4 separate regions of the Mus musculus genome follow, and regions 2, 3 and 4 are each linked to region 1. Evidence: chromatin loops called from intact Hi-C (ENCODE). Cell type or tissue: heart. All regions are shown on one strand.

Region 1 (8,000 bases):
TATGAAAACTCCAGACATCACACCGACACCCAGAATACAATCAATCCCTAGCTCCCATGACCATGACAACTAGCAACACTGCTGTGACTGACTCTGTTCAAGAGTCAATCCCTCCAAACTTTTCTGAAAAAATGTCAAGGGGCACCTTCGTAAGGAATGGTGTTTCAATTGTAAAACAATCTCTCTCCAGATTTATAAATGTCATACTTCTTATAAACATTCACTCTGATCAGAGCAGTAACTTCACGTGGGTATCTACACATCCAATTACCTCAAGCCAATTTTATGGGAAGAAAAGAAATTGAAGATGCTTACATCTGGCCCGGGCTGACTGATCCAGAACTTGGGCTAAGATACTGTTTCTCATTTCTGCTTCCCTACAAGGAAACATAGGTCACACAAGGTTAGAACTAAGCTGTCAGCATCTGAATGCACAAAACATTTATTCAATGTCTCTTTAAAAAATCTTTACATTTATTCATTCATTTATTTATTGGAGTTTGGGGTGGGCACACCACAGTGCACATCTGAAGGTCACAGAACAATTTTTGGGAGTCAGTTCTTTCCTTTCACTATGTGGGTCCTGAAGCTTGACCTCAGATCATGAGGCTTGGTGGCAAATGCTCCCCCCTGAGCCATCCAGCGAGCCACCGTGAGACCCCTCTAGTTCCGACTGCATGGTGCCAGGTGCTTCTGCCTTCCAGGAGCCAGCTGTGGATGTAAACTACGAGAATGGCAGGACACTATTTCATGAGGTGGTAGTCCAGGGCAGCAACCATCACCAACAGTAAGTATCCAGTGTGACACGTGCTACGGGCCTGAGTGGAGCCTCGGCAGTTAGACAGACAAGTGGACTTTCTTTAGGGAGGACGCAGAGACTTATGGAGATTCTGAAACACTGTGGCAGGGGCAGAACCAGATCCTGTGAAATTGTAACTCTGCAAGCATCGCTTCTTCCTGAATACTCAAGTAGGAACTGTGGCACACTGCTTTCAAACCTTTTTGGAGGCAGGATTTAGCTATGGAGCTCAAGCAGGCTCAGAATTCACTATGTAGCCAAGGTTGGCCTCAAATTCTTCAACTTCCTTCCTCAGCCTCCTGAGTGGAAGGACCACTGGATTGTACCACTACTCTAAGTAGGAGACTTAAAACATCTCTCTGAGGAACACACTACACAAAAGACAGTAGCAGATACGGTCTGGCAGAATTAAGGGACGGCTGGGGCTGGTTATGCCTATTATCAAGGGCTCATAGAACCAGACTTAATTTATTTCCTTAGGCCACCTTCTCAAGAGTTCCTGAATCTAAGATGCTATGGTCCATAAGACGCACCAATCTGTTTATGCCTTATCAGTACTTGAACCCAGGGCTCTGCATATGCTAGAAAATGCTCGACCACTGTGCTACAGCCCCAGCCTTTTTTTTTTTTTTTCATATATATATATAATCACTTTAACACAGGGTCTTGCTAAGCTATCCAGGCAGACCTTGAACTTGAGATCCTTCTGTCTCTGCTTCCCAAGCAGGGAGGTTAGAGGCGTGAGCCACCACCGGCTTTATGCGCTCAAAGCATAAAAGAGACCCTAGATGAGGAGTCCTGATTAGAGAGGGAAAACCAAACAACCTGCTTTGAGAATGTGGACTTCCAACGGGTTAACCGTGAAGGTTGCCAAAGAGAGTGGGGAGCAAGGGACTTAGTGCTCAGATCTGAACACACCCCAAACAACGGGAGAGGCAAAAGCAGGGTGTGAAGTAGTCACGTCAAATGCATGCTTGAACTTGAGTGAAAGTGCTCTGCCACGCGCAGGGGTAAAACAGCAGAGTAAGTTAGTGTCCACGGACCGCTCACGGGGAGGCCTTGGGTCTAGAATCCCTATGAGGTTATTTACTGTTGGGCTTAGGCAGAACTTCAAAGTGAGGTCTTACTGGAACTCCGTGGGTATTTACTGAATCAGACTAAAAAGGGAATTACCTTCAAGCAGGCTTAGTAGAAAATCACTAGGTTCTGAGATTCACTAAGAGTCACGGACCAATTCCAACTACTAAATAAAAGCCAAAAGCTCAATCTATGAAACCACTCTTCCAGAAAGTTCTAGTTCCAGCCCTACCTTTGCTTTGCTTCCTGTTGGGCTGCATCACCAGGATCCTGAAAAAAAAATAATTTTTACCTTTTAATGGAGTGGAACTTCAAAAGAAGAGAGAAGAACACATGGGTCAGGGAAAGGTGGGGTGAGGCACATTTGTCACCATAGTTAGCACTTAGGAGACACAAGAATCTCAAGTTACCGGCCAGCCTGGGCTATAAACAGAGACCGTATTCAAAATAAAGTAAAATACCAAATAAATGAAAACAAAAATAAAGGGCTTATTCGATATTCTTTCTGCTATAATAGGTTCCCGAGGTGGAAACTGGACCTCACCAAAAAAAAAAAAAAAAAAAAAAAAAAAAAATCAATAAGTCAGTTTCCATTTGCAATGTTGTGTTCGTTTTATTAAATAAGGGCTGAGGGTGGAACTCAGGGAAGAGAGGGTGTTGTGTATGCTAGGTAAGCACTGTGGCCCAGGCTAACCCCCACTCCCAGCCCCACATTTCCCAAGCGTCTCAAGTCACAATCTAAAAGAATGTTTGAGAACGCACACATTCCTGAAAAGGCCCCGGTATCATGGAGCCCTATTTTTAACCAGTGAGAAGACTGGAAAAAAGAGACCCTGGCTTGGCACGAAAGATGCTGGCTCAAAGGCTCAAATGCTTGCCACTGAGGTCACCCACCACCACTAGCGTTTGTCCCAAGGCAAGTTTACAACCCGCTACTCCCTCCTAGCCGGCACCGCAGGGGCTGAGCACCATCTCTGGAGTCCGCGGTTCGACTCCCGCCCGGGGAGGCGCTGTCAGAGCGGCGTCCTCCGCACCAGAGCTCAGAGGATCCCCCTCTACACAGCGCGGGCTTCCGGTCGGCAAGACCCCCCCCAATCCGAGGACACCCCAATCCCGGCGAGGATCGCCTGAGGCTCGACGGCAGCGAAAACCGAGACTTGGGGGGTGGGGTGGGGGGTGACTCGAAGGCGCGCACACCCCAACCCGCACAAGCCTCACGCGGGACCCTACGGCAGCCGAGGAGGCGGCGGTGACCTCCGGGGACACCCCCATCCCCGTGGGCACACACACGTTGCCATGGGGTACGCGGAAGCCGGGGTCCCACGAGCAAACGCCGAGAGCCTGTGCCTGGGGCGAGGGCGTCACCTCGCCCGCCCGCCCGCTCGCTCACTCACTCCATGCTTGGCCTGCAACTCGGCCAGCCTCTGCTTCCTCAGCGCCTCAAGTTCTTCGTCCGCCATGGCGCGGCTGTCCCACGTCGCGCAGGCGCAGCGGCCGTCGGGGGTCGCGCAGCCGCAGCCGCCCTCCGGTACACTCGGTTGGAATCGCTTCGGCCGGAGACTCGAGCCCGGCGCCTTCGACTGCGCAGACGCGAGTGATGCTCAGGCATCAAAAGTCGAGTGCCGAGTTGGGGCTGCCGGGCCTCGGCCAGGGTGCCTTGCAGAGGACCGATCCTGCGATGGGAAAAGGGGCAGAACCTCTAAGAGGGCGCTTGTGGGTTCCCAGGCTCTGAACTGCGCGTTAACACGCCCCACCCTAATGATTCCTAGGACTGGCAATGGCGCAGTTCTGCAAGGTGTAAACTCCTTAGTCGACGCCCTGTCTGCTTTACCCCAACCCCCAAGGGCCTTTGCTGAGAAGATGCTGTGTGTGTGAGTGTGTGTGTGAACTATGGCAATACACACACACACACACACACACACACACACACCCTGATTTTGGAGTGAGGGTCCCAGTAAGGGATGGAGTGGGTGGAAAAAAAAACTGCTCAATTCTCCAATCCTGTGACTTGCTTATGGTATATGTATTTTAATTTTTCCAAATACATCTAACCATTTTCATTATATATATATATGGAGGTAAGGGATGAGTGAGCCTGAGGAGACAAACATTGGACCCCTGGAGTTGGAGTTCCAAGCAACTGTGAGTCACCTGATATTGGGTTGAGAATCGAATTCTGGTGCTCTGGAAGACTAATACACACTTTTAACCACTGAGCCATCCCTCTAGCCCATATACCTACATCCACCCTGTTGAGCAATGGCTACTCTCTATAAATTTTTCATCATTACAAACTGGCACCCACTCACTAAATAGAAATTATTTATTATCCCTGGTTCCCATTACAAAACAATGTTCTGTCTGTATAAAATTGCCTATTCAAGCACTATTTATTTATGGCTGGCATATTTGACCAATCATATACCACCTTCAAGTTTTTTATCCATGTTGTACCATGAGACAGAACTTCATTCTTGATTGGATTTGGTGGGTGTGTGCCTTTAAAGTCGGCCAATCCAGGGGCGTCTGAGGCAGGAGGATCTGGAATTGAAGACCAGCTTGCCATTACATAGTGAGACTTTGGCTCCAACCAAACAAGCTCTCCCCTCCCCCATTTCATTATTTCCTGGCTGAACATATTTACTGTACAAAGCACATTAGATGTATTCATCAGTTTAACCTTGTTCACTTTTTGCTTAGTGTGAGTAAAGCCACTATCAATGCATGTGTTCAAATGCCTGCCTGCAATCCTGCCTTCAGTTATTTTAAATATGTATCTATGGATGGAATTGCTGTGTTAGGGACTGTGGTGGTTTGAAAGAAAATGGCCCCCAGAGGCTCTTAGGGAGTGGCACAGTTAGGAGGTGTGCCTTGTCGTAGGTGTGTCTCGGTTGGAAGGAAGTGTTTTTCTGGGACTCTGAGGTTTCAAGTGTGCTCACGCCATAGTGTTACTTTCCCTGCTGCTCGCCTATTGATGCAGAACTCTCAGCGACCTCTCCTGTACCATGCCTGTCTGCACTACACCATGCTCCCTGCCACGATGATGATGGACTAAACTTCAGAACCTATAAGCCAGCCCCAATCAAATGCCTTCCTTTATAAGAGATGCCGTGATCATGGGGTCTCTTCACAGCAATAGAAATCCTAAACCAGACAGTTGCTTTTCTACTACTGTGATACAATACCATGACCAAGGCCATTAATAAAAGAAAGCTTTTAATTTGGAGCTCACAGTTCCAGAGAATTAGAGTCCGTGACCATCATGGTGGGGAGTATGGTAATGAGCAGGCAGGCATGACAGTGCAACAGCAGCTAAGATCTCACGTCTTGAGACAACTACTATTTTGAAAATTCAGAGCCCTAGTGACACACCTCCTCCAAGGCCACACCCCTCCAAGGCCACACCCCTCCAAGGCCACACCTCCTGTAAGGCCACACCTCTTCCAAGGCCACACCTCCTCCAACAAAGCTACAGCTCCTAATCTTTCTCAAATGCCTGTGTCAACCTCTCCATAGTTCTAATAGCATCTGAAACTCAACATACCCGTAGTTAACCCTTGACTTCTTCATCAGCTGTCCCTTCTACTTCTCCTTACTTTGGTAAATGTCACCGTTTATTAACTAGGTCAGAACACAAGCACCTGGACCTGAGGAAATGGTTTAGGTAGTAAAAGTGCCTGTCACCTAAGTGTGGTGACCTGCATTAATATCTCCTCCCCTCAAAAGCCTATCTGAATACAGCCTAGCATCCCAACCCTGGGGAGGCAGACCCAGACAGTCTGTTCAAAGTGCCGCTCTTCAGGTTCATTTCAAGACCCTGTCTCAAAAAATACAGTGAAGAATGACTGAGGAAGACATCCAATTGTTAACCTCTGATCTCCATGTGCACACATATCCAAACACACAAGTACAGTCTTGTGTGGCAGATGCTCCCTAGGAAGACACAATACACATGTCTATCAGCCCAGAAAGGGAACCATAAAGACAGACCAATATAAGAGTCCAACCAAAATCTAAATTTGTGAACCATAGGGTTTTTACTGAGGTTCTCAACAGGAGTGGGTGTGAGGGTTACTCCTAAGAGTAAGAATGACTCAAAGAGCAGACTTTTTGAAAAGTCCATCCCACCATGGGCAGTTGTGGCTCATGAAAGTCGCAGCCCTGGGGCTCCCTCCTGTCAGCTGTTTACTGGAGAACAGCCCTCCAGAATCCCCCAAATTTTCATTCTCCCAGACATGATGCATTTGTTTACTTCTGTAGTGGTTGGAATGAGAAATGTGCACCATTGATGGGTGTGTTTGAACACGTGGTCCCTAACTGGTAGTGCAGTTTGGGGAGGTTATGGAACCTTTAGGGGGTTCATCCTCGCTGGAGGAAGTGCATCAGCAGCAGGGGTGGGCTTTTAAAAGCCTTATCTGCTTCCTGACTGGACTCTGTTCCACATTCCTGGCTGAAGATGCGGTCGTTGTGTTTCTTCCTCCAGCCACCTCCTGACATGCCATTTTGGACTCTTCCCCTGGAACCATAAGCCCCGATAAACTCTTCCTTTTATAAGTTGCTTTGGGGCATGGTATTTTATCACCGACAAAAAGTAGCGGAGGCATGCCCTGACTCTCCTGAGCCTTCCCTTCCAGAGGGAGTGTTTCAGTTCAGAGGCCATTGACATACAGAGCACATAGGCTTGTACATACGCAAACAGGAAAGAAGAGGAGAAGGAAGGAAGGAAGAGATGGAAGGATGCATTTGGTAGAAGCACAGGTGATACACAGCTATTTCATGGCCTCCTTGTGTTGGCCACTGATGTCACTGCTTGCTGCTTATGTGACAGCAGTGGGCCAGTAATCCCAGCACCCACAGGGGCAATGCTTACAGCACTCACTGGTCCCTCTGTCATGCTTATCTCCCAGCCTTTTCCCTGGGCAAGCCATCTTCTCTGCTTAATTGTCCTCAAGTCCCCTGCAGCAGAGCCCTGGCCATCTCCTGTCAGCAGCAGAGGGAGCCATACTCTACCGAAAGAGACTGAGTTCTTCATTACGCTACAAAGCCGAGAAGACCCGTAACTGTTGCTTTGTGCCACACAGTATGTCCTCACAGACAAAGCTTTAATCTCCCTCATCCGTCTTTGTAGCTGGATTCTGGGTCCAGAGGCATGGATTCACTCTGAGAAAGCCTCAGCCAGCTTGGTGGGTGATTTGGGGCTTCAGCGCTATCCTTGCTGCATGCTGTGTTGTGGATTCTCACCTCCCATCCTCAGGGTTCACGCCTTCATGGTTGCTTGCCAGCAGTGCCTTAGCTATGGTGTTTCCGCTGATCAGTTATGTCATGGCTGGCAGCATGAAAGTCTCCAACAAAGGCAGAATGCAAGAGGCGGGCCAGCTGGGCAGTCTCCGACCCCAGCAGCTGTAGATGGACGCTAGATTGCTTGGTTGGGACTTCTTGTAGCTAGGAAGCTTCCTGGCAGGGCAGTGTGTTAAGCTCTTCCCTGACCTCTTTACTTCTGGTGTTTTTGCTGTATAAGCTTTCAAACAGAGCAATGGACTCCCGTCCCACATCAAACTCAGTGTGTGAGCAGTTGATTAGTGATGACAGAGCCTGAGATCCCAATTGACAAACGTTTCTTCAACAACACGGCCATCGTTTGGGGACATGGCAAGTTTGCTTGTAGGCCACTACAGTAAAGCCAACCACATGCTCTCCACCCAACATGTATAAAAGTGGTGCTTACAGGACTAGAGAGATGGTTTACTGGTTAGCAGCACTCCCTGCTCTTGTAGCAGACCGAACGGAGGTTTGGTTCTCAGGATCTCAGGAGTCTCACAACCTTCTAAAACTCCAGTTCTGGGGCATCCAATACCACCCTCTGTCCTCTGGGGGGCGCCCACATGCACATGTACACACTCAAGTACATATATGCAAAATAATGTAAAGACATGCAAAACAGTGTAAAAATAATATTTTACATTTATGGGTAGTGCTCTGGTTAGGTTTTGTTTGTTTGTTTTACAAGGTTGCTACAAGCCATTGTCCCCTGGAAAGCAGGTCTCTCGATTGAGAAAATGCTTTCATCAGATTGTCCTGTAGGCATGTCTATGGGACACTTTCTTGATTGATGATTGATGAGACA
Region 2 (8,000 bases), 250 kb before region 1:
GTGTCCTAGCTAAGGTTACTATGGCTGAAATAAAACACCAGGACCAAAAAGCAACTTGGATAGGAAGGGATTCATTTGGTCCACACTTCCATATTACAGTTCATCATCAAAAGCTTTGAGGGCAAAGGAGATGCAACTCAAATGCCAGGACCAAAGAAACCTGGGGAGGGAAGGCTTGATTTGGTCCACAGCTCTGTTTATCATCAAAGGAAGTCAAGACAGGAGGAACTTAGACAGGGCAGGACCCTGAAGGCAAGAGCTGATGCAGAGGCCACGGAGGGGCGCTGCTTACTGGCTTGCTCCCCTTGGCCTTCTCAGCCTGCTTTCTTATAGACCTCAGGACCATCAGACCAGGGATTGCACCACCCACCCTGGGCTGGGCTCTTCCCCATCAATGCCCTGTAGGCTTGCCTACGCCCGATCTTACGAGGTTATTTTCTCAAACGGAGGTTCCCTCTTCTCTAAAGGCTCTAGCCTAGGCCAAGTTGACATACGAGGTTATTTTCTCAAACGGAGGTTCCCTCTTCTCTAAAGGCTCTAGCCTAGGTCAAGTTGACATAAAAGCAGCTAGCACACAAAGGGAATCACCTTCCTTTATGGTTCCCTGTCTTAAAAATCAAACAGCTCTTCGATCCCCCCTCCCTTGGCATCCGGAGTGAGATGTGTGGCACACGCTGCCCCTGCCTGCTTTTCAGAGTTCTGAGTTTGATTTGCTGGGCGTGTGTTCTGTGGTCAGGAGACAACGTGTAGGAGTCAGTTCTCTCCTTCCACACATGGATGCTTTACCTACTGAGCCACTTCTTCTGACCTGGCTTTTCAGGGCATAATTCTTTAAGCCATCCAAGGTTTAGATTTCTATCAACCTGGTGTGTGTGTGTGTGTGTGTGTGTGTGTGTGTGTGTGTATGAATGTACTGTAGTGTGCATGCAGAGGTCACAGGATGACTTTCTATCAGGTAGGTTCAGAGGCTGGGATTCAGGTCACCAGGCTTTGTAGCAAGCATCTTTACCCACTGGGCCATCTCGATGACCCTCTGTCACCCTTCCTTCAGAAAGGATGCCGTCCGTGTACAGTGTGAGCCTCCAACTTTTAGGTTCTTAGTACAACATCTGCTGTGACTCAGGCTGGCCTCCAACTCACTGAGTAGCCAAGACTGGTCTTGAAGTTCTCCTCCTCCTCCTCCTTCCTCCCCAACGCCACCTGGACCATCCTGGGTCTCAGATTTGCCCATCATTACTGTCTAGTCATGCCTCACACTTTTCTTCTTCTTTCCCCATGAACAGCATAATAAGTGTGCCACTTACTCTGTGGGGATGCAGAAAACTTACTCCATGATATGCCTGTCCATGGACGATGATGACAAAGCTGACAAAACCAAGAAGATCTCAAAAAAGCTCTCCTTCTTGAGTTGGGGCACTAGTAAAAACAGACAGAAGTCGGCCAGCACGCTGTGCCTCCCCGAGGTTGGCCTGGCGAGGTCGCAAAACAAGAAGAAACTCCCGACTCCCTTCAGCCTGCTCAACTCTGACAGCTCTCTGTACTGAAGGGAGGAGCCAGAACAGGCCACACCGAGGTCGCCACAGCTGCCTAACCGCCCATGCCGCGATGGGACTGTTCTCCAACCCCATCTTCTCAGACTGTAAACTTTGATGTGCTTGTGAACATGAAAAAGAGACCTCTAGAAATTGGTGAGAAACCCAGCCGCATGGGGATTTTCACATTGCTGCAGTTATTTATTCTATAATGTAGGGCATAGAAGAGCCTGAATATTTTAGCTGTTTTTTTTGGTTTTCCAAGACAATTTTCTGTGTAGCCCTGCCTGCCTTAGAAGTTGCCCTGGTGACCAGGCTGGCCTCGAACTTTGAGATCCACCTGCCTCTGCCTCCCAAGTGCTGGGATTAAGGTGTGTGCCACCACCACCCAGCAGCTGCTATTACTGTTTTTCTTGGCTGTGATTATGATATTCAGGCACCGTGAGAGATGAATTGGGACCACCTACTTTGGTACTATATCCGAGTGTTTAGATTTGTATAGTAGTGATTTCTTAAGTTCAAGTGACTCTTGAGTGGAGGCAGGTTAGAGGTGTTAACTAAAACCAGGCTGCTTGGAAGATTTCTGTGAGTTTGAGGCCAGCCTGGTCGACATAGTGAGTTCCAGGACAGCTGGGGCTACACAGAGAAACCCTCTCTCAAACAAACAAAACCGAAACAGGCTGCTTTAAGTACTTGGGAATTCATGAGATGAAATGACACATCTTCTGTCATCCCTGCATAATTTGACTGTTCTTTCCCAGATGAAGTCTAGTGCCAATTTTGTCTTTCCTTCCTCCAGAATCAGCCCCCCTCAGCTATATCATACTGACCAGTAGCTAACACAGTGGCAGTGTTAGGAGATACCGTCTACAGGGTAGATAATATGCTGTTTGATACTCAAAACGTTGCTCTTTTTGTTTAAAGTAGGAGGTATGTAACTGTGTATTTTAAGAGTCTTGGTTTAAGTAGTAGTTTCGCAGTTTACAAGGTAAAGACGTAAACTTACTCAAGTTGAAACCTCTACTCGACTTTGTAAGATGTATCTACCAACTTGACTTTGGGGCTATAGGTTGGATGACACTGTGACAGAGTCACGGTTGACACAGTTCAAGTGATAAGTTTAAGGATATATAGCCTGTGGATCTTAAAGTAACAAGGATTTAAATATTTTTCTATTGTGCAATATCTGGAGAACACAAATGCCTTAAGGAAAGTGTGCCCGCTATCCCTGGGGCTCTGTTTGTATAAATATTTAAATAAAGTCATGTTCATTGTTTGAGTTAATTTTTCTTTTTTCTTTTGCTTTTATTTCATCCTAATTATTTCTTCCACGTCATCCAAAGCACAGCATAGTTTTCTTGTGTTGATTGGGGGGAGGGGTGATGCGGGAGGAAAGGCGTTTGTTGACTCGGGCAGAAACTCCATAGCACAGGTACCTGACGAGTGTGGAGAAGACCTGAGCTGTGGCCCTGACACTGGTTAACGGGGACACTCCCTACTCAGCGCTGGACCCTCACAGGGCCTCTCAGTGACAGAGGCAGGGCAGAGAGTCTTGTACAAATCTGCTCCAGCTGGCTGCGGCTGGGAATGAGTCTCTGGATGATCCCCGTGGGGACCCTCTTCATCTTAGCAGAAAGTGGCCAGTGCCGCCCGCGACCCCCAAGCCCCACCAGGTGGCTGCCCAGACAGACACCGAGGCAGGGTGACTGCGAGCCTCATCGGTCCTCTCCTTGTCTTTAGCCCATTGCCATTGACAGGGGAACTTTTCCTTCTTTTTAAATATGGAAACCAGACGCTGCAGTTTGAAGTCTGAAGGCAGAGTCAGCTGCGGGGCTGCTGTCGCTTAGGCTGGGTGAAGAAGGTGTGGATTTGCTGTGCTGCCGCGGGCCCCACGACCTCCTCCAGTTCTTGGACGGAAGCGTTGCTCAGTTGCTGGATGCTCGGAAACTTCTGGAGCAGAAGGGGGGCCTTAACTTTCCCAACCCCTGGGATCTGCTGCACTGTTTGAACAAGGGAGAGCTCGGAGAGCATGGAGCGCTTTTTCCTGAGGAAAGGGTTCTTGCTGGGCTCTCTGGTTTGCTCTTGAACCTGAATGGGAAAATTAAAGGAAAAGGATGTGAGCGCCCTCTGGTGGACAGGTAGTTTTTATTTTAAAAAAAAAAGTGTGTGTAGTTTATGTATGTGCACATGCAGTGCACGTGTGCATGACTGGGTGTGGGGGCCAGAGGTGGTCATTGGGTGTCTTCCTCTATTACTCTCCACCCTATTTGGAGAGGGGGTCTTTCTTACTAAACCCAGAGCTCCACAAGGTAGAAAGGCCAGTGAACTCCAAGGATCTTGCTGTCTTCACCTCCCCAGCGGGCTTTTTACACGAGCTCTGTCCCCCCCCCCCCCCCAAATATCTGTGTGGCTTGTTTACTGTGTCACGTCCCTAGCCCCTTAAGACAGTTGTTCCATGTCATTCAGTTTATATATAAATAGTGTAGCCCAGGATAGCCTCAAAGTTATGATCCTCCTGGCTCTCAGGGGCTTGTAGGCATGTTCCATGATCTTGCCTCCCAACACTAATTTATGTATTTTATTTGACTTTTGTGAATTTTTATTGGGGTTTGTCGTGGTGCCACAGCATGCATGTAGAGGTCAGAAGACAATTTGTGGGAAGAGACTCTCTTCTTCCACCATATGAGCTCCAGGGATTGAACTCCATTGAGCCCCAGGTGGCAAGTGCCTTTATCTTCTGCAGAGCTTGCCAGCCCATGCCACTGATTTTAAAACGTTTCCCAGGAGCAGTGGGCATGGCACCTACACTCCCGGTACTCAGGAAGCACTGCAAGTTAGAAGTCAGCCTGGGCTACAAAGTGCCAAGCCACCCTAACTATACAGTGAGGCTGGGATCGAAAGGCAAACAGGCTCCCTGGTAAAGTATAAAGAGCAAAGAGCTGGAAAACTCAGGAACAGGGAAAAGGAAAGGAAGCCAGCATCGATTGCGTGCTTATGGAGACCAGAGGTCAACCTTGCGTGTCACTCGGTCTCCATGCACCACGTGGTTTGAAACAGGGTCTCTCCTTTGCCTGTAGCTGGCTGATCAGGCTCAGCTGGCTGGCTAGCAAGCCACAGGCATCTGCCTGTCTCTCTCTAGGGGTAGAATTACAGGTATGTGTTGTCCTGTCCAGCATTTTCAGATGGGGTGGGGTGTCACACTCAGGTCCTCAGTTCTTGTGTAGGAGGTGTTGTAACCACTGGGCCATCCCCCAGCCTCAGGGTTTTTTGTTTGTTTGTTTTAGTTTATTTGTTGTAAAGAGATCAATGCATGCAGCCTATACACAGGAGTGCTGGAGCTTAGGCATAGTCTCGGAAATGCTTGTGATCCCCAGGACCTGGGAAGCAGAAGCAGGAGGATCAGGAGGAGTTCAAGGACAGTGTGGGTCGAGGCGGGGGTGGGGAGTGGACGCAGAAACAAACCAAGAAAGGCTGCTACTTAAACAGCGAATGGGACAAAGTGGCCCGGTGCCATCTTGCCCAGTGCAAATGCAGGATAATGGTGATGGCACCAGTGCAGCCTGGAGGCCAAAACCAGAGCTCTGACTGACAGCCTTCAGTCCTAAGTGCAACAGTTTCCGTAAACCAGGTGGAGGTGTCACTGGCTGGCAGAGTGTTTGCCTCTGCATGCAGTAAGTACTGAGCTCAACCTTCAGCACTGCCTAAGGCCCCGTGTGGTGACACACGCCTGCAATCTCAACTACGTGAGAGCCTGTGTCAAAGTTTATTTTGAAGTTAGGTGCACATCTTTAATCCCAGCACTTGGGAGTCAAGGGTAGGAGGATCTCTGAGTTCGAGGCCAGCCTGGTCTACAAAGTGAGTTCCAGGACAGCCAGGGCTACTAAAGGCAGCTTTGGTTAAGTCTGGATCTGGGGTAAATTGAGCATCTTCTGGACTTCTGGGATATTATAAAGGAGAAGTCTGGTACTTACCAAGTGGATAATGAGGCAGGATGCTTCCGACTGGCTGGCCACTGGAAGCAGCACCATCCCAAGGTCTAGCACAGTAAACTTCTGGACTGCTGGGAAATACTGTTCACTCATCTGGGTCTTCTCAACTATTATGATCCCTTGAAGATGTGAGGACTTCAAAAGAGAAGAACACAGCTCTGGTAACACAGTTCAGAAAGCTATCACTCAGCGCTTGGGACGGTTGAAGAGAGGGGATGCTAGATTTTAGCACCTCGGTACTTACATTTCTAAAGCGAGCGAGTCTTTTTCTGTAGCCATGTCCGGCCACCAAATCTGCTTCAGTGACATAGAGAATGCAAGATTTGCTAGACAGGTAAAAATCTGCTGATGCCAGGCCCTCCTCAAAAATGAGTCTAACTTTTCCTAAAAAACAGACAAGAAAATTCGTTTTTAGAAATTTCAGGTTAACAAGGCAGCAACAATTGAAATGTACTTTTTGTGCGAAGATTCATTTTTTTAAATGTGTGTATATGTGTGTATGTGTGTGTTCGTGCATGAAGGTACCCTGAGAAGCCATGAGAGGGCATCAAATCTTCTGGAATTGGAATTACAGGCAGTAATGAACAGCTCAGTGAAAACAGATGGGGATCTAGCCATCTCTAGCCCCCACCCCGCTTTTTGTTGGTTTGAGACAGGGTTTCTCTGTGTAGCCCTGGTTGTTCTAGAACTCACTCTGTAGATGAGGCTGGCCTTGAACTCAGAGATCCTTCGGTCTCTGCCTCCCAAGTGCTGGGATTAAAGGTGTGACCCACCACCACCTGTCCTAAACCTCCTTTTTAATAAAATAAAACCCAAAGATTTATATGTAGGTTTTGCTCGCATATGTCTGTGCACATGTGCAAGCCTAGTGCCCCCAAAGGCCAGAAGAGGGAGGAGTCTGACTCCTTGAGCCACCATGTGGGTGCTAGGAATTAAACCACGATCCTCTGTAAGATAAGCCAGTCCTCGTAACCACGGAGCTCTCTCTCCAGTCCCCTTTCATTTTAGTCTATGTAACTATTTTGAGACAAGTTCTCATAGCCCAAGCTGGCCTTGAACTTGCTATGTAGCCCCAGGCTGGTCTCTAACGCAATGATTCTCCTACTTCAGTCTCAGGAGTGCTGGGATTGCAAAGGAACATCACCATACCCAGCATTTCTCTCACTCTCTCTTTTAACGTGCTGGGAAGAAAGGGGTATGACAGAAGACAGCTCACTGACCTTGCATCTCCTGAGCCAGTTGGGACCCGCGCCATTTTTCACTAGCCACAATATGTCCTAGTGGCACGTGGACCGGACCGGTCCCATCAGGCGGGTTCCTTTCCATCCGTGGTTTTGGTCTAAATGAGGAAAATGCAAGGTCTCACTAGAGCAGGCGCTGTTGCACACAGTTCTACACGAAGTCGGGACCTCTTTGACAGGATCTGTAGAGTGGATTTTCAGGCACTGAGCTACTTCAACCGAAGTCTGAATTCAAGAGATTATTTATTTTCAAAATAAGACTGGGTCTTCTTATCACGCTTGGCTCTGTACTGATAGTTGACTCCAGCTGGACTTGAACTCAGCAGCCCAAGTGCTAAAATGACAGCCGGGCGCCACTACCCCGAGCTAAACCCGGGAGATTTCTGTTTGAGTGACTCCGTCCCTCTTTGTAAGCACCTCCCTTAGCTCTGGTGTCCTAACAGGACGCTTACGGTGGCTCTTCCATTCGGTCCCTGTCCTTCTATTCGGTTCCTGTCCAGGGCTACAAAGGCAGGGAAGCTCACTGCGCCGGGGTCTAGAATCTCCGTGGACCTCACCTGAGGCCCTGCCACTTCCGGGTTCCCACAGCCCGGGAGCCCTCTTTAAAATTCTGACCGCCCTGGCCAGCGTTTTATTGGGTGATAGGTAAAAGATGGGCGTCTACTATAGCCAATAATCGAACGGAAGTCTCAGCTTGCTTCCTCTCTGGCTGGAATTTGAATGACGCCTTGCTGGGTTGTCAAGAGCAACGGGTGGCAGTAAAATTGACTCTGATAGGCTGAGACTCAAAACAGAGCCAATGTGAGACATGCTTGTTGTAAAGTCGGGGGTCCGCGGGAGCTAGGCTGTGGGGAGCTGTGCAGGCTGCGGGGTCTACCTTCCAGCTAGTCCAGCGCCTGGCGGCTCAACCCGCAGCCCTCAGCTCTCAGCCAGGATGCTCCTCAGCTTCCGCAGGAACCGCCGGAGCCAGTTCGTGAGTAGTTCCAGGCCTTCGAGTGCGGTTAAAAAAAAAAAAGATTTATTTATATGAGTGATCTATCTGCATGTATGCCTGCATAGCAAGAGAAGGTGTCAGATCCCATTACAGATGGTTGTGAGACAACATGTGGTTGCTGGCAATTGAACTCAGGACCTCTGGAAGAGCAGACCATGCTCTTAACCACTGAGCCATCTCTCCTGCCTTCATGTGCAGGTTTTAAAGACTGAGATAGGAGCGAGGCGGGATCGCTATCAGGGAG
Region 3 (8,000 bases), 92 kb before region 1:
GACACTGCCATGTACCAATCGCCCTGCTTAGTCAGGAGGCTGAAGCAGGAAAATTGCTTGAGTCCAGGAGTTGAAGTCCTGCCTGGGTAAGATAATGAGGTCCTGTCTCAGAAAGAAAGAACCGGAGGCTAGAGAACTGCCTCAGTGGTTAAAAGCAGTTGCAGCTCTTCCAGAGGGCCAGAGTTGGGTCCCTAGCATCTACACAGGACAGCTCACAACCATCCATAACTCAAGTTCTAGGGGATCCAATGCTCTCTTCTGGTCAGCTGCATGCGTGTTAAACAAAAATAATCAATAACAACCAAATAATAAGTATAAATAACAACACTTAACAACAATAAAATGCCAATTAAAATATTAATAATTAGTAAATAAAATTCAAAAATCCTTTCAGTCACAAGAGCTAAACCCACACGTTACACAGCAACTCAATAAAATCTAATTTTTTTTTGGTTTTGTTTTGTTTTGTTTTTTCGAGACAGGGCTTCTCTGTGTAGTCCTGGCTGTCCTGGAACTCACTCTGTAGACCAGGCTGGCCTTGAACTCAGAAATCCGCCTGCCTCTACCTCCCAAGTGTTGGGATTAAAGGCCTGCGCCACCACTGCCTGGCAATAAAAATCTATTTTCAGACACCAAAAATGCCTAACTATAAGTAAGTAAATAAATATATAATAGAATGAAGTGAGCCCACCTATCTGCTTAAAGTCAATCCCAGTCCAAGAGCACTGGGGGAGACTAAGTAGCATCCAGGAGTCTTACTGACTAGAGCAGACTGGAGCAGACTGGGGCAGACTGGAGCAGACTGGGGCAGACTGGAGCAGAACTTGGAAGGCTCACTTAGTATCTGGTGAGCATGTGCCGAGAAGTTCTACCCAGAACTGAACTCCACAGCTCTACTGACTACTTACCTGGGCCTGATGACGCCCAGGGAAAGAGCAACTACCTGGGAGGTTGCTGACTAAATTCTTCATGCTCACCTGGATCCAAGACGTTTTCTAGTTTTCCCCAGCAGTATATTCCTGACAGAGGGAAAGCCTTTTTTGAATGTAAGGAGCTTTTCCACTCAAGTGAGCAGGAATAGAACCACAGAATAGAACGTCAGGGAAATGAGCCCCAAGGATGAATGCTACTGTGGACCCACTTGCAAACCATTTTAAACACACCTCAAAAGGGTAAAGTCCATCTCTAATAACTTAACTGCCTTCCGGGGAGAGTGCAACACTAGTTAAGAGAATAGAACAAAACCCTGCATCCAGCGACCTAAAAACAATGCTAACATGCACTCAAAAACTTCAGAGCATGCTGACGTCAAGCGCAGGGAAATGCAGTCCATAACTAAAATGCATGCACATGCATAAAATAAAATCGTTTGTTAAAAAGACAAATTTAGGGCTGGAGAGGTGGCTCAGTGGTAAAGAGCACTGACTGCTCTTTCTAAGGTCCTGAGTTCAAACCCCAGAAACCACATGGTGGCTCACAACCATCTGTAGTGGGATCCGATGGCCTCTTCTGGTGTGTCTGAAGACAGCTACAGCAAGAGTACTCATATACATAAAATAAATAAATAAATCTTTTAAAAAATGATGAAGTTAAAAACAGGGTCAAAGAGAAGCTCAAGGACAATTTTTACTACAGTTTAAGAGCACAAAGCTATAGATCTCAGCAGGTGCTAGCAGAAGGGAGATGGGGTGGATAGAGAGAGAGAGAGCTATGCTTTAAGTGGTCACCTGGTGGACGGGGTTAGCAGAGTAGCTTTAGAGAATGTCTGGGCAAGCACACCCAGGCTTTGGACAGTACTTCAAGGAAAGGATGAAAAAGGCATTTGTGAGTGACTCAAGAGAAGCAGGCAGGTCTGCATCCTCCATCACAGAAGCTCTGTAAGTATCTGTACCAAGAGGCCCCTGAGAGGAAGTCTAGGTTATGGCAAACTGACAAACTCCTGTTCTCAGCAGTTCCATTGGTCCAAAGATGTAAAGGAACTATCAACATAATAAAATAAAAAGGAAAAAAATTCAAAAAAAAATTAAATTAAAAAAAAAAGGAAAAAATTCGCTTTATAGTTAGTTACTTTTTATTCATGTATTTTTGCCTGCTTAGAAATCTGTACACCAGATGAGGGCCAGAAGGGGGCGTCAGATCCTCTAGTACTGAGGTTACAGGCAGCTATAATGCTTCCAGAAATACTATTTACAGTTGATATTTCATTTAAAAAAAAAAAAAGCAAACTTAAACAATTGAGCTGGGTGTGGCAGCACACGCCTTTAATCATAGCATTTAGGAGACGGAGGCAGTCAGAACTCTGAGTTCAAGGTCAGCATGGTCTACAGAGTCAGTTCCAGGACAGCCAGGGCTACAGAGAGAAACCCTGTCTCAAAAAAACACAATCAAATATTAAAAAGCAAAAAAACAGCCATTGAGTTTACTCAATTGGAATACTGAGAGGAAAAGGTTGAAATGAGTGAACGAGGCATCCAGGTCCAGTGGGAGGCCAAGCTGTCCAACATATGTGTAACTGCAGGTACAAGAAACAGGGAGTGGCGCGAGAGACTGGCTCAACTGAGATCTGGAGAGGAAGCATCCCGCAGAAGGCCTGAGTTCAGTGCCCAGCACCCATTCAAGGTAGCTCACAACCTTCCTCAACTCCTGCTCCAGGTGATTAGACACTTCTGGCATCAATGGGCACCTGCACTCACGTGCATATACTCTCACACCAGAACACAACTTAAAATAAGTCATTTTGTTTATTTTACAAAAAGGAAAATAACGGGCAGTTGAAAACATTTTTTTGCATAAATAAAAGATGAACTTGAAGCGGTGGCACACTCAAGACCTCGGGTCCTAGGCCTGAAGCCTAACTAACTGTGCCTGGTGCATTGCAAGTGACACGAAAAAGAAAGGGAGGGAGGGATGGAGGGAGACAGACAGACCAACTCGCGCGCGCGCACACACACACACACACACACACACACACACCTACCACGCGTGCGCATGCAGAGAGAGAAAGGGGTTAGAAAAAGGAGAAAGATGGAAAGGGAAAGGAGAGAGAAAGCGAAAGACGAAGGAAACGGGAACAGAGAAACAGGAAGAGATGAAGAAGGAAGAAGAAAGTTAATGACTGAAATCCTATAATGTGTTCTAGAAACCCGAATGAAAACGATTTAGGGCATGAAGTGAATTGGGAAGTGTCCAGAACAGGCAGTTGGGAGCATTGCCGCGCCCCCGCTTAGGGTGAGAGTTGAGTCCTTGAGAGCCTAAAGCAAGGTCACGCACGTGCGCCTTTGGTCTGGGGTAAGGCTCAGCGCATCCCGGGGGGCGGGTCCCGCGACCCCTACCTGGTAGCCCACCACCTCGGCCACGTCGGGCTCCACGCGCGGAATGTCGCGCAGGCAGCACAGGAAGAAGGTGGTGTCGAAACGGCGGATGGTTCGCCCATACGGGGTGAGCCATCCGCCCCAGTCGTGCAGCGCCCAGATGTCAGGCGTGCAGTCTAGGTGCGCACACAGCTGGAGGAAGCAGCGCGGGTCACTGCGCACGCGCGAGCGCCATTCGGCCAGGCCGGCCGGAGGCGACAGCGCCTGACTGGGCTCCTGAGAAGCTGGAGCCGCGTCCCGCGGCCGCAGGAGCAGCACCCCCGCCTCCTCGAAGGCTTCGCGGATGGCACAGATGCGCAGCGCTACGTCATCGGGCAGCGCCGCGGGGTCCGCGTCGCCGTGGGACAGCCCGGGGAAGGGGGGTTGCCGAGGGGGCTCCGGGCCTAGGCCGAAGCGCGGCGGCGTGTGCCGAGGCGCGAACAGACGCACCCAGTCGGGTGAGCTGTCGGCCGCGTCCAGCACGCCGCCCGGGAAGACGTGCGCGCCGGGCAAGAAGCGCTGGTTTTGTGCTCGCTGGAGAAGCAGCAGCCGGAAGCCGGCCGGGCTCGAGTGGGTCCAGCCTGCTGCCAACATCACGGTGGCTGCCCGCCGCCAGCTGCTCGAGCTGCTCATGGCCGGCGTCCTTCAGATCCCCCTTAGGAAGTGGCCGGGTCGTAGAGTGGTGTCCAGAAGCCCTATAAATGTTGAGGGCCTGAAAAATCCGGCCTGGCGGCTTCCGGAGGTTTACTTGTGGGAGGAGCGTGATTCCCGCGCCAGAGCACCTCCTCGAATGCCCTGCGCTTCAGTCAGGGTCATTCTCGCCCTGTCACAGCCCTGTCACAGCTGCTGCAGTCACCAGCCAGCCTCTGGGAGCACGGGTGCCAGTGTGGAGTGGAAAATAATTTCTAGTTGTGAACCTTTCCCACTAAACGCAAACGACTAGGACTTTGTCCCCTACGCTGGCCTGTTGCCTGTATAGGAGGTTCCAAGGTGTCTGGAGCTCTCTTGAACCATGCTAATAAACGAATGGGTGGATCAGATGCCAAGTTAGACTAACTACTCTGTAGTTTGAATGTCTTTGGCTAGTCCCTGTCCCTTGGGGTAGTCTGTCTTAAGTTGTAGATGTTGTTATTGCCTGAGCACCTGAGGATCAGGGAAAATTATCTTAGTGTGATTAGTTCTCTTTCTACGTGGGAGATGTTTAATCCTAGACTAGCAATGCTTCCCCCTCCTCTCCAACCTTTTTTCCTTTTTTCTTTTTCTTTTTGTTTTTGTTTCTTGTTTTGTTTTGTTTTGTTTTTAGACAGGGTTTCTCTGTGTAGCCCTGGCCGCCCTGGAACTCACTCTGTAGACCAGGCTGGCCTCGAATTCAGAAATCTGCCTCCCAAGTGCAGGGATCAAAGACATGCGCCACCACTGCCTGGCTTCCTCTCCAACTTTTAAGTGGCTGGAGGACTTGCACTTCTATTTTGTTTTTTGGAAACAGCTTGTTTCTGTCTCCCTTTTTGCAGCTCTCTCTCAGTCACCAACTCTTGTAAATCCCATCCTAACTGATCACATATTTTTAGGGTTTCGGATGAGTTAGGCTGTATTCTTGGGGCTATAGAGATGTTTTTTGTTAGTTTTGAGAAAGTATTATTATGTAGTCTTGCTTTTTTGGGAACTTGCTATGTAGACGACCAGGCTAGCCTTGAACTCACAGAGATCTATCTGCTTGTCTCTGCCTCCCCAAGTCTAGGACTAATAAAGGTGTGTGCCAGCCTCATCATTTTGCAGTTGACTTTGGTTATTTTTAATGTTAACCTGTCTAAAGATGGAGCTGTCTGTGTACTTACTGCATCTCCAGAAACAGAAAATGGGGCCACAGGTTGAGAAGTATCTGCCCTTAGTAAGATAACCTGCCGCCGCCGTCTATCTGTGAGCCAACAGACTACCCTTGTCTAAACTGATGCTCTTGGCACTGACACGGGAAATTTGAGCTGAAATTTATTCTAAATCTATTATAGAGCCCAGGTGTCATTATGGGAACTTTTTTTTTTACACTTATTACTTACTTATGCAAGTGCCATTGAATGCATGTGGCGCCCAGAAGACAATGTATGTCCTGGGTCATCAGGTTTAGCTGCAAGTGCCATTACCTGCCTCCTGCCCCTTCCCCCAGCCATCTCACCAGCCCCCTACATTAAAAAAAAAAAATCCTCTTTCCTCCAAGTGGTAACAGGATGATTCCCGTGTCTTTAAAGGACATACTGACAACTGTACAGTGACTCAGATGTGTGGGCCTGGCCTGGAGGCTATAGAATGTACTAGGCAAGAAACAAAAGCTTCAATGAAAAGAATGGTAATAGAATAGGAAAAGGGGACTGGTTTAAAGTGCATTTGGGAAATAGACAACACAATGTGGTACTTGACTGACTATGCAGAGCAATGGATAGGAAGGAGTTAAGTTCTGACTTAAGAGGCTGGTGACCTTCCCAGAGTGATAATATTATGTGTGAGACACTGCAAGCTTTGTCAGTATACTTGTGTAATACTTGCCAACGCCAATAAGGTTAAAAAGTTACTACTACAGATGCCTAACCTGTTACACAAGAGATTAAACTTTTTCAGGAAGGGCACATTCACTAAAATGGCTCTGTGGTTTTGTGACCCTTAGTGTTTGGTTTGATAGCAGCAGTCTTGTTCCCAGATTCTGGCCACTCTAGAACAAATCAACCAAGGCCTGGAGTACAAAGCGAAGCAGCAGACGTGGTGCTCATGCATTTATTTTTGTAGTGCTAGAGGGTCATAACCACACCTTTGGCTGTGCTAGGCAAATATCGCACCTCTATACGGCATTACTGTGGTAATGCCTGTGGTTTTCTGAGACAGTGCCTGACGGTGTAGGCCAAGACGGCCTCATGCATCTGATTGTTCAAAATCAGCCTATGGAGTCCTAATGTGCATCTGCACAGTCAGAAAGAAGCTGGGTTTTTCATTTATTTGTGTGTGTATGTGTGTGTGTATTCGAGTGTTTGAATTGCACAGAAGTCCATGTGCCTTCAGAGGCTAAAAGAGGTGTCTGATACCCATGGACCTGAAGTCACAGGAAATTATGAGCTGCCAAAGTAGGCTCTAGGAACTGAACTCAGGTCCTCTGTAAAAGCAACAAGCACTCTTGACCACAAGCCATTGCTCCAACCCAGAAACTGAATCTTAACCATCTCCAAAGCCAGCTCACCACCATCGCTGTCTGCTCCGTAGGCTTTGTAGTGACGCATTACCATCTTCATGAAACCAGAGATGAAATCGCGTTCTGGATTGTAGCCAAGAATCCAAACAGAAGCAAGGAATTGAACCTCAGCATCAAGAGAGATACAAATACAGAGCTAAGCTTCCAAGCTCAGGGAACTAATCATGTACTAACTACTCCAAACCATCGTGACTTAAAACAATAAGCATTTGTTATCCCTTCTGTGGATAAAGAATTTGGGAAAATTTGGTTGAGTGGCTTTGACTCCGTGTCTCCCCTATGAGACTTGGGTTAGCATGTCATCCAGGGCCTGACTGGGCTCAATAGATCCCGTTCCTTAATGAGTCACATGACTGAATTACCACATGGGGCTTTTCCATTTGGCAGCCTGGCTATCAGAGATTTGTTGGCTCTGGTGTCTCTACAGAAGTTACACTCTGTAGAGGAGTGGTTCTGATCCTTTGATTTAATTGGGGTATCTGTGCTTACTGTGTTTGCTGAAGGTCCTTGCCCTCAATTGGTTTTTGATCTATCAACAAAGATGCCACTGGCCAATGACTGGGTGGAAAGAAATAGACAAGACTTTTAGGTTTCTACAGGCTAGGAGAGAGGAGGGGGCAGAGGAGGAGAATTGAGCTACGTGGGGGAAAGAGTAGGAACAGACTTGGAGCTGCAGGGGAACTTTTCCAAAATGTAGGCGGAAAGGGAAAACAGCCTATGGAAAGACGGCCTGAAAGTGTCTTGGGTAGCAAGAAGGTAACTGGGCAACTGAGCTGAGGGCAGACTTAGAGGTGTTGAACTATGTTGGTATTCTGTCTGGACTTCACCCCCACAGTTACCTGGCAGTAGCCAGGTATGCTCCTCCCCAGTTACCTGGCAACTGCCAGGGAGGCCTGGCCCACTATAAAAGGGGCTGCTTGCCCCCTCCCCCCCCTCTCTCGTTCTCTTACTCTTGTCTCTCCCTTGCTCCTTGCCTCTTGCTCCCCCTCTCTCCCCCTCCTTTTCCCCCCTCTCCCCACATGTCCATAGCCGGCCTCTACTTCTCTACTCTCTCCTTCTCTCTGCCTTTCTCTGCCTTTACTACCCTCTTAACTCCCCTCCCCATGCCCTAAATAAACTCTATGCTATACTATACTGATCGGTCATGTGACTGGTCCCTCAGGGGGAAAGGAATGCCTTGACATGGGCCCGCCAAGACATCCCCTTACCTCACACCTCACCAGGACATATTCTTATATTTCTTTCTCCTTTTATGATCATAACAAGCTAGGAGTCAAGGTAACTGGGCAACTAAGGTAAGGGCAGATTTGCAGGTGTTGAACAAGGAGTAAAGAAAGGTAAGGTCACGCTAGCCAAGGGAGGCTTAGAAGAGCCCAGCCATTGAGCCAGTAAGGCAGGTTAAAAATGAGCTAATGTAG
Region 4 (8,000 bases), 63 kb before region 1:
ACACAGCATCCTGTAACCCATAGGGGAATCACAAAGCTCTGGCTTTAACTCTACCCTAAGTATTTTCCCTTGTGGCAATTAAACTTTTATAATACATAAAAACAGAAATCATCCAGATGGCTGTGGGGGCCCACATCAGTAGCGTATTCTGAAGAGGCCAAGGCACGGAGGCTCATCACTTTGAGGCCAGTCTGGGCTACAAAGCAAGGCAGGGTAGCATATGCCTTTAATCCTAGCATTCAGGAGGCAGAGGAAGGAGCATCTAGGAGTTGTCCCAGGAGTTCAAGGGCAGCTTGGTCTACAAACTGAATTCCAGGACAGCTAGGACTACACAGTGAGATTCTGTCTTAGAAAACCAATTATCTGAGCATATTCTTGCTGCATTATGACTACTGTAGTCATTAGCAGTTCACTGCTGACTCATAGCTCACTCCCTTGATAGGTGCCTTGACACCCCGAGGTTCTGCCTTCTTAATATTGGTTAATACATTTTGGGGGGTATAATGATTGAATCTGAACCTTCAAGCACGCTAAGCAAGTACCCCGCCATTAGGCTATAACCCCAGTCCTCTTTTCATCTTTTATTTTGAGATAGAGTCTAAGTTGCCCAGGATGGCCTTGAAGTCACACTCCAGACCAACCTAATTTTGAACGTGTGATCTTCCTGTATCATTGTGAAGTATCAGGCCTGCACAGAACCCAGCCTAACTGATGTATTTTGGTTTTTTTTTCTTGTCAATTATACCAAGTATGAGATCATACCAAATGTCTATAGAAGATGAATTACCTCAACATCCAAGTATGAATAGAACCAGGATTCTATCAGCAAGCTAGCTCACAAACACAAGAAGACATATTAGTTAGAAGATAGCCAGTTTTACAAGGCAAGAGGTGACTTTGCCTATGTCCTATAGCAGCTTTCTTAGACAGCATCATAACACCAAGGACTTCACCTCATGTTTAACATTTTCAATCTCAGTGAGTTTCCTGGGTTCACAGGTCTACTAGAGGAATGTTTAGTTTAAGTCAACCTTTTGCAACATTGCAATGAATTGCAGTCATCTAAGAACCATCACAGGTGGACATCTAATGACCCAGCTCATTAAATATCCAAAGAATGGCTAAGGAGTGCAAAGAGTGGCGGTAACACCCCCTCTTTCTCACTTTCAGAGGTTAAAAGGAAATCCCATTTCTAGCCAAGCAGATCTTTGCTTTTGTCCCACCAACCATTTGAAAGTTAAATGCATCTGCTTTCTCAGTACCACTTCCCCAAGCCCCTCCAGGAAGGCAGAGAGCATTTCTCACATCTCATCCTTTACCGGTGGAAAGCAGGGGCCATTTCTGCCTTTTATGTGGAGGGTTCTGGCAGTTTGAGCTATGATCTTAAAATTCAGTCTCTATTCAGGAATATAGATGTAAAAGTTTCCGTTTTGGTTATGTGCATGTGTGAATAGTGTGCCTCCATGGGGACAAATACCTGAGGTGTCCAGAAGAGGGGGCTAGACCTCTCCTAGAGCTGGAGTTACAGGCAGTTGCGAACTGCTGGCTGGCAGTGGGTGGATGAATACTGTGAACAGAACTTGCATGTTCTGCAAGTGCAATACCTACGTGTGGTGTGTGTGTGTGTGTGTGTGTGTGTGTGTGTGTGTGTGTGTTACAGGGTCTCTCTGTGTAGCCCTGGCTGTCCCGGATATTATGCAGACCAGGCTGCCCTCCAACTCAGAGATCCTCCTGCCTTTACCTCCAAGGATTAAAAGTGTGCACTACTATGTCCCGATACAGTACATACTTCTACCTCTTAAGCCATCTCGCTGGTCCCCAGGGTTTTAGAAAAAAGCAGATGCAGATTCATATTTAGCAGACTACATATACAATGTAAAAGTTCTCTAAGCTTGACTCACTTGGCATCTATGAGCTTGTGGCCCAGTTTCCTTTATACAAAAACAAACATGCAACCCAACTTTGGTACTAACGTGCTTACATTCTTTCAGATAGTGTGTGTGTGTGTGTGTGTGTGTGTGTGTGTGTACGCATGCGAGTGTTTAAAGCTCTTTAAATTCCAAATTAAAGCTGTTACATTTTGAACTCAGCTGCCAGGCTCACAACCCCTGGTTACTAGTGATACCAGCATCGCCCTTCCCTGTAACATGGGGTCAGACAGTTGGGCAGCTCTCTAGAAAACTAGCGTTCCTATTGGCTATCGAGTAAATTCCAGGGATAGATAGGATTAAGAGCTTCAAAGAGGATTCCCCAGCCCTCCCTCAAAGGAGGGTCAAACACTGTGGTCTAATTCTGGGATAAAGTAAGCCGGTGAGAAGGAGAACGTGCCTGTTTACATAGCCGTGTGGCCCTTCCCAAAGCAGCACCATCCTGTCCCTCCCCCATCCGGGGATGAGTATGGAGCGGTCTTCTCTTGAAGCAAGTGTGCAGAGGATACACCACAACCTTCTTGGCTGTGACCCTAAATGGGGTCACGACACAAAAACCTCTCATAGCTGCAGCTCCTGGTGACTAATAGGCAGGCTCTGCCAAGTGCAGTAGTGTATCACAGAGAAAGCACTTTGCACGAGCCTCTATCCGTACACACTCCCAAAGCCTAGGCCCCAAAGGATTAAGGTAACAAAACCCACGCGCATCTTACTGCAACTGGTTTCTTGTCTAGGGAACAAAATGTCTCCCTCCCCCACCACCACTATGCTTGATACAACCCCACACCTTAACAAAATTGTCTCGTCTAAAACAGAATGAGTGCTACCAACCAGCGTGAGGGCACCAAACTTGGGACATACGTCTTAACCCATCAAACTCAGAGGGACCTGGGGTCACTGTGGACCGATTTCTATTAATAGGAGGTAAAGCTCCTACAGACATTAGAGGTAATGGCCTGGCCGCCCTGTGCTGTTAACTCCTCTTGGGCCAGCATGTTAAAAAACAAAACACGTTTTGCCCAGGCAGAGGTGGGCTTTGAAAGGATCATGTTCATATGCACACATTCAGGCTCACTACCTCTCTCCTTAACGGTTCAAACCCGAAGCCCATGCCCTGGAAAGAAAAGGGGCAGCGGACGACCGTTGGATATCAGTCAGCTCAGCTTTGCCACACATAAGGCGAGGGCCACAGCCACCAACAGCACGGCGCTGAAAACGGTGGCAGCCAGGGCCTTGCTGGGGTCGCAGGGGCCCGCGCGCTCCTCTACCGAAATGCCACCGGCTGAGGACGCGCCGGCACTGGCACCGGACAGGAGTTCGGCGCCTGCCGCTTGTCGCGCCTGTACAGTCCAGCGGGGCACGTTGACTTTCATTTCCATGTCGTCAATCATCTCGCCCACCTGGAGGACTTCGCGCTCCAACTGGGGCAGATCGGCGACATCGAAGTCGCTCTCCGCTTCGTGCCGCAGGCTGCGGGCGCTCAGGGCGCGCGCAGCTACAGCAGAGGAGCCGCCCGTCACCCCAGTGCGAACAAGTGGCCGGCGCGGCGCGTGCAGCGGGAAGGTGGCTCCCAGCGCTAGTGCGCGCTGCATGTCGGCTTCGAGCAGGTCCAGGCAGCCTGAAAAGGCCACCCAGAGCCGCTCAAACTCCGCGCGCTCCTCGGTAGCTAAGCTCCGGTCCCGGAGCGCGACGGTCAACCGGGCGCCGGTGGCCACGGCCAGCTCCCGCGCCTTCTGGCGGGTCTTCTGCAGCTCTTCGCGTAGGTCCTGAGTGTCCGCGGAGCCGCCCACAGTAAGCACTAAGTGATGGTAGCACGCTGTGGTCTTGTTGAGCGCGTCCAGCAGCGCCTTGCACTCCTCTCTGGCCATGGCGCTGCCCTCCGGCGGTACCCTACTTGCAACCTTCAACGTCGTAGGTCGCCTCCAGCCCTGATGCCAGCCTTGAGCAGGGCGGACTGAAAGCTCCTCATGTCCTCGCCGCTGTTCTCAACAGAGCTCTCCAGGGACCCTTGAGGTGCGCCTCCGGCGTCCCCACGGCTGGGGTAGTCTGGTTAGCTTCTCCCCATCCGCTCCTCCATTTCCCCCAGACGCGCTCCGGGTCACGCGTAGTGTCTTTGCACCACTTTCTTTTTCACGGCGGCTCCCTGAGAAGCCCAGAGTGAAGACCCCATCCTTGATCGACCCCAAGTCTCCAAGACGAGCCGCGCGCCTTAGCCCCGGCCAAGGGCAGCAGGATCCAGTTTCCTAGGACACGCCTCCAGCCACCAGTCCAGGCCCGGGGCTTCCTCCGCCCGCCCCCCCCGCCCCCTCCCCGCCCCCGGGCCAGGGGTAGGCGGGGCCCAGCCCAGGTAGATCAAGTGTGGCTTTCCCTCTTCTCCCTACCATGATAATTCTGGAACCTTAGCGCCCTACAAATTCAAGGTTTTTTTTTTTCCTACTTTGCAGACGAGGAAAAGTGAGACTCGGTAGAAAGAATGCTTAGCTTATCGCAGCCCATGCTAGTGAAGGGAAAGGACCAAGGGACTAGACCCTGTAGGCAACAGAGTAGGGTGGCTCGGAAGTCTGGGCACCTCCAGTTTGCATCACCAGTAGCACGGGCGATCGACCGGGTAGGATTGTTACTTAGTTGGAGCTCTCTTCTTCATCACAGTCTAACCCCATTTCAGGGGCCCAGCTTGGACCCCACCCCTAATATCAGATCTTCCTTAGGTCCCGCCTCTCGAATTCTGGGCACGCGCACTCCCTGGTTCTGGGCGGGGCTAGCTTGAGTAGGAAGCGCGGAGTCGCCTGGGCCCCACCTCCGACTGAACTAGACTTAATGATTGCTCTGTTTACGTGTCAGTCTCGACTAAAACGACCTCTTATTGGACAGACTGGAGCAGGGTTCCGCCCAACGGCGGAGTAAAGAGGTAGGCTGAAGAGTGGAGCCACCGCACCCGGGTGGTGGGCACTCAGGTCCCAGCCCAGGGTCCGGGAGGTGCTGTCGTAGCACAGAGGTGAAACTATGTAGCCTCTTAAGTAAGTGTCTTCTGCGGGTATCCTCCAGCGCCTCCCTACTCTGGGGAACGCCGAGGTCGGGCGGGGCCTGGGAGAGGAAGGGGGAGGGGTTCCCTGCACTGAAGGGGAGCCCCAGGCTGGGCTGATGGGCCCCAGGGGCCCGGACCCGTGGCGGGCTGAGCCTCCCAGCTCTCCCGTTCCTCTGCGGTCCGCATCGCGGCGCGCACGTTGTCCACTAGGTCCAGAGGGATGCCTAGGCGGCGCGGAGAATGCATCTGTTCCTGTGGCACCACGGCAGGCCTGGGTCCCCCGGAGCTGGGACTTGGGGCAGTGGGCAGAGCTGTCGCTCCCAGGCCATGTGGCCTGGGAGGTTTTCCGGTGACCAAACTGAGGGAGGAGGCTGTGTGTTCAGATCCTGGTCTAGGCCAGCTGATTGAGTTTCCGCCGGGGCTGAAAGTGGAAAGGGTATCCCTGCCTGCTTTACACGTGGCGAGGTCCTCTCGTCCTGTATGTAGAGAAGACTTATGGAAAACTCAGGTACCCAGAGACGTACAACCACACAGAGTGTGTTCGGTTTCTTGGTTGAAAACGGACTGCCCAGATGCGCGCGCGCCAGGCGGTGCCCCTCCAGCCTCTCCTCCAGCTCCAGGGGACCTGGACACTCAAGGCGGGGTGGGTGGCAGGGGAAGCAAGTGACACATCACCATCTAGGAGTGAGAGGCTTGGGATAAGAGGGCTAGTGAGACTGGACAGACAGAGTTCTCAGTGGCTGGGATTTCTGTTTCATTCTGTGGAGAGATGCTCCTGTTTACATCAAACACTGTAAACTTCCCATTGATCCGGAGCGAAAGCAGCACATAGTAGGGTTTTCAGAGTCCCCCAGTGCAGGCCGTGGTGGTGTGTCAACCGACAGGATCTAGGGCCCTGAACCCCAGTACTTACTGTCACTCAGGGGTCTTTCCTTTAGCCAGCTCAGCTGTCGGTTTGCATTCAGAATTTGGATATTGTGAGACTTAGCCATTCTTGGGGCAGGGCGGGGTGATGATTGCAGCCACGCAGGAGCCACCCACCCCCATGGGTTTTGATAGGGGACTAGGTTTGGGGACCGAATGGGTGGAAGGAGGGAGAACCCATCCCTTTGGGAAGCTGTAGGGCATGGGGAATGATGGGGCTTAGAAAATGGACAATGGCCAAACACCAAGTATGGATCATTCAGCTTGTTAAGGGGGGGTGGGGGTGGGGGAGGAGGCTTGGCGGGGCGGGGGTGGGGGGGAGAAGGAAAGACAGAGGAATACTGTATAGGAGTATTGGAGAGGTCACTTGGGTGTGGTTCACCAGGACAGGTATGTGTGCAATTGGGAGGCAGAGGAAGAGAATGGGCAGAGGAGATGTTGTTGGGAAAGCAGCCAGGGTCTTGCAGTTGGCTGAAGGTGTATTCCTGGGTTAGACCTCGGGAGAGCTCCTCCAGCCCTGATGCCTCACCTGAGTCATACAGCAAACAGCAGTTCTAGGCGAGCAGCAGTGGTGTCTGCACAGGGCCTGGGGTCAAGGTCATGACTGGGCCTCCATGTGTTTACTGGACTGTGCTAGCCTCATACCAAGCTGCTGCAGGCTTTTTTGTTATTGATTTGTCCGGGTGCCGCTCAATGATTTTGTGCTGTTAGGACACTCCCTGGTTATTAGCCGGTGACATTAGGTTGGTGTCCAGTATCATCTGCCTCTCCAAGGGGTGCCAAGGAATGTGACCATCTGATTATAGATGACAGACTTAGAGAGGAGTCAGTTCAGGGGAATCTGGATTAAGGTGTCACGAGGTTGGCCATCTTAGGGAGCTAATAATTACTGGCCCTCTGAGTGCCTGAGATCCTGGCAGGGAGATGGGTGCATGGCTGTTCCATCTGCAACTACCGGGAGCAGGGTGATGGGGTCAATCTGAGCAGAGACCATACCCCTTAACTGGCTCCCTGTTTCTCCCTAACACCAGTTACCAGTGTCACCGTGTTTGACCAGCTTTGAGCACTTTGTTTATTTTTACCTGTGTGGCTGCTGTCTGGGATTAACCCTTCACCTACCTGGTAGAGACAGCTGTCCTCTTGCTTCCTCTTGGCCTCGAAGTGAGCTGAATGCGGGTGTTAAAGCTGAGTGCTCTAACGTGGGGTTTATGGACAATATAGCCCCATCTGTAAATATCACAAGGCCAGAAGGACTAGGGACCAGAAAGCACAGATTACATCCCTGTGCTTCCGTTGATATTAAAAAAAAGATGGCTAGAAACTGTTCTCGTTTTGTTCCCAACCCTACCCTTCCCTTTGCATCACTTAGAGGGCCTTGCTCATTGCTTGGATAGCATGCCTGGTTAGGGTCTTTGGTTCCGAACCAGGTCTAGGGTTCCTGGCATGTACTTGGCAGGGAGTACATTTCTGGGAGGCATAGACTCCCCATGCTGGATTTTGCAGAGCAGGGCTGTGCGCAGTCCCCAGATGGTCCCTGACTACCCAGACTCATCTGGCTTGTCAGGACAGCTGAAGACCACAAAACCACACCTCAGTGTGCATGCTATCTCCTGAAATGTTCAGACTTTCTCCGTATGGCTGTCTTGTTCACAGGGTAACTCACGTTCAGGGGTATTTGGCAGTTCTGACTAGTGCTGTCAATTTTCACTGGAGGTCTGTTAGGGATGGTCAGGAGCCCCCTGGTCTTGGATTCTTAAGACTTCTTATGAACTGAACTCACGACCTCCCGAATCCTTAGCCTTGCTTTGGTCCACATCTCAGTGTCTCCCCCATCCCCTGCTAGGCCTTTTCCTTTCTGGCCATATCTCCTTGCTGAGGAGTGATGGTTTGAGTGCTTTGCCAGTGTCACGTGCCCTTCCCCAGGTTTATCTCGCCATCACATACATCCTGTTTCTCAAGTGGTTTTTATCCGAAGCATCTTCAGCTGTCATACTCTGCCCCATGGAACCACCTATGGGAAACCAGAAGAATGCTATTCCCTTCTGACTCTGTCCCCCCCCAAATTGCATTCTCTGCTTCTCTTGGGGAATCATGAGAATCTGGAAGTAATTGAATTCAATGAA

Evidence for each region. Peaks named below come from ENCODE experiments on the same cell type or tissue, not always from the same donor. Only the 100,000 strongest peaks of a DNase experiment are listed, where the experiment ranks them.
Region 2: a loop joins it to region 1, with 2.3 times the contacts of the local background. A loop is called at or near these places in 5 of 42 quality-filtered maps.
Region 3: a loop joins it to region 1, with 2.6 times the contacts of the local background. A loop is called at or near these places in 17 of 42 quality-filtered maps.
Region 4: it touches region 1 in a loop (2.6-fold over the local background); 11 of 42 quality-filtered maps call a loop at or near these places.

The regions. Positions count from the first base shown.
Region 1 is chr7:35,644,036-35,652,035 of GRCm38, forward strand. Pdcd5 (programmed cell death 5) reads right to left here and starts at 3,447. Exons shown (of 6, transcript NM_019746.4): 1 at 3,271-3,447; 2 at 2,109-2,146; 3 at 316-377. The coding sequence starts at 3,336. In heart, CTCF peaks have their summits at 3,401 and 7,759 (motif pointing right); DNase peaks (open chromatin) are centred at 3,456 and 5,284; H3K4me3 peaks cover 1,843 bases; H3K27ac peaks cover 1,340 bases.
Region 2 is chr7:35,389,472-35,397,471 of GRCm38, forward strand. It overlaps Rhpn2 (rhophilin, Rho GTPase binding protein 2), which reads left to right. Exons shown (of 15, transcript NM_027897.4): 15 at 1,284-2,816. The coding sequence ends at 1,544. Faap24 (Fanconi anemia core complex associated protein 24) reads right to left here and starts at 7,296. Exons shown (of 4, transcript NM_178643.5): 1 at 6,742-7,296; 2 at 5,766-5,905; 3 at 5,504-5,656; 4 at 2,681-3,620. The coding sequence starts at 6,847. The coding sequence ends at 3,354. It overlaps Cep89 (centrosomal protein 89), which reads left to right and starts at 7,592. Exons shown (of 19, transcript NM_028120.3): 1 at 7,592-7,735. The coding sequence starts at 7,697. In heart, a CTCF peak has its summit at 3,659 (motif pointing left); DNase peaks (open chromatin) are centred at 6,768 and 7,460; H3K4me3 peaks cover 1,753 bases; H3K27ac peaks cover 1,479 bases.
Region 3 is chr7:35,551,822-35,559,821 of GRCm38, forward strand. It overlaps Nudt19 (nudix (nucleoside diphosphate linked moiety X)-type motif 19), which reads right to left and starts at 4,107. Exons shown (of 3, transcript NM_033080.2): 1 at 3,333-4,107. The coding sequence starts at 3,983. In heart, a CTCF peak has its summit at 2,122 (motif pointing right); DNase peaks (open chromatin) are centred at 3,610 and 4,140; H3K4me3 peaks cover 2,246 bases; H3K27ac peaks cover 2,510 bases.
Region 4 is chr7:35,581,425-35,589,424 of GRCm38, forward strand. It overlaps Rgs9bp (regulator of G-protein signalling 9 binding protein), which reads right to left and starts at 4,158. Exons shown (of 1, transcript NM_145840.3): 1 at 1-4,158. The coding sequence starts at 3,796. The coding sequence ends at 3,083. Ankrd27 (ankyrin repeat domain 27 (VPS9 domain)) reads left to right here and starts at 4,823. Exons shown (of 29, transcript NM_145633.3): 1 at 4,823-4,945. In heart, a CTCF peak has its summit at 1,486 (motif pointing right); DNase peaks (open chromatin) are centred at 4,167 and 4,767; H3K4me3 peaks cover 3,924 bases; H3K27ac peaks cover 3,216 bases; H3K27me3 peaks cover 2,569 bases.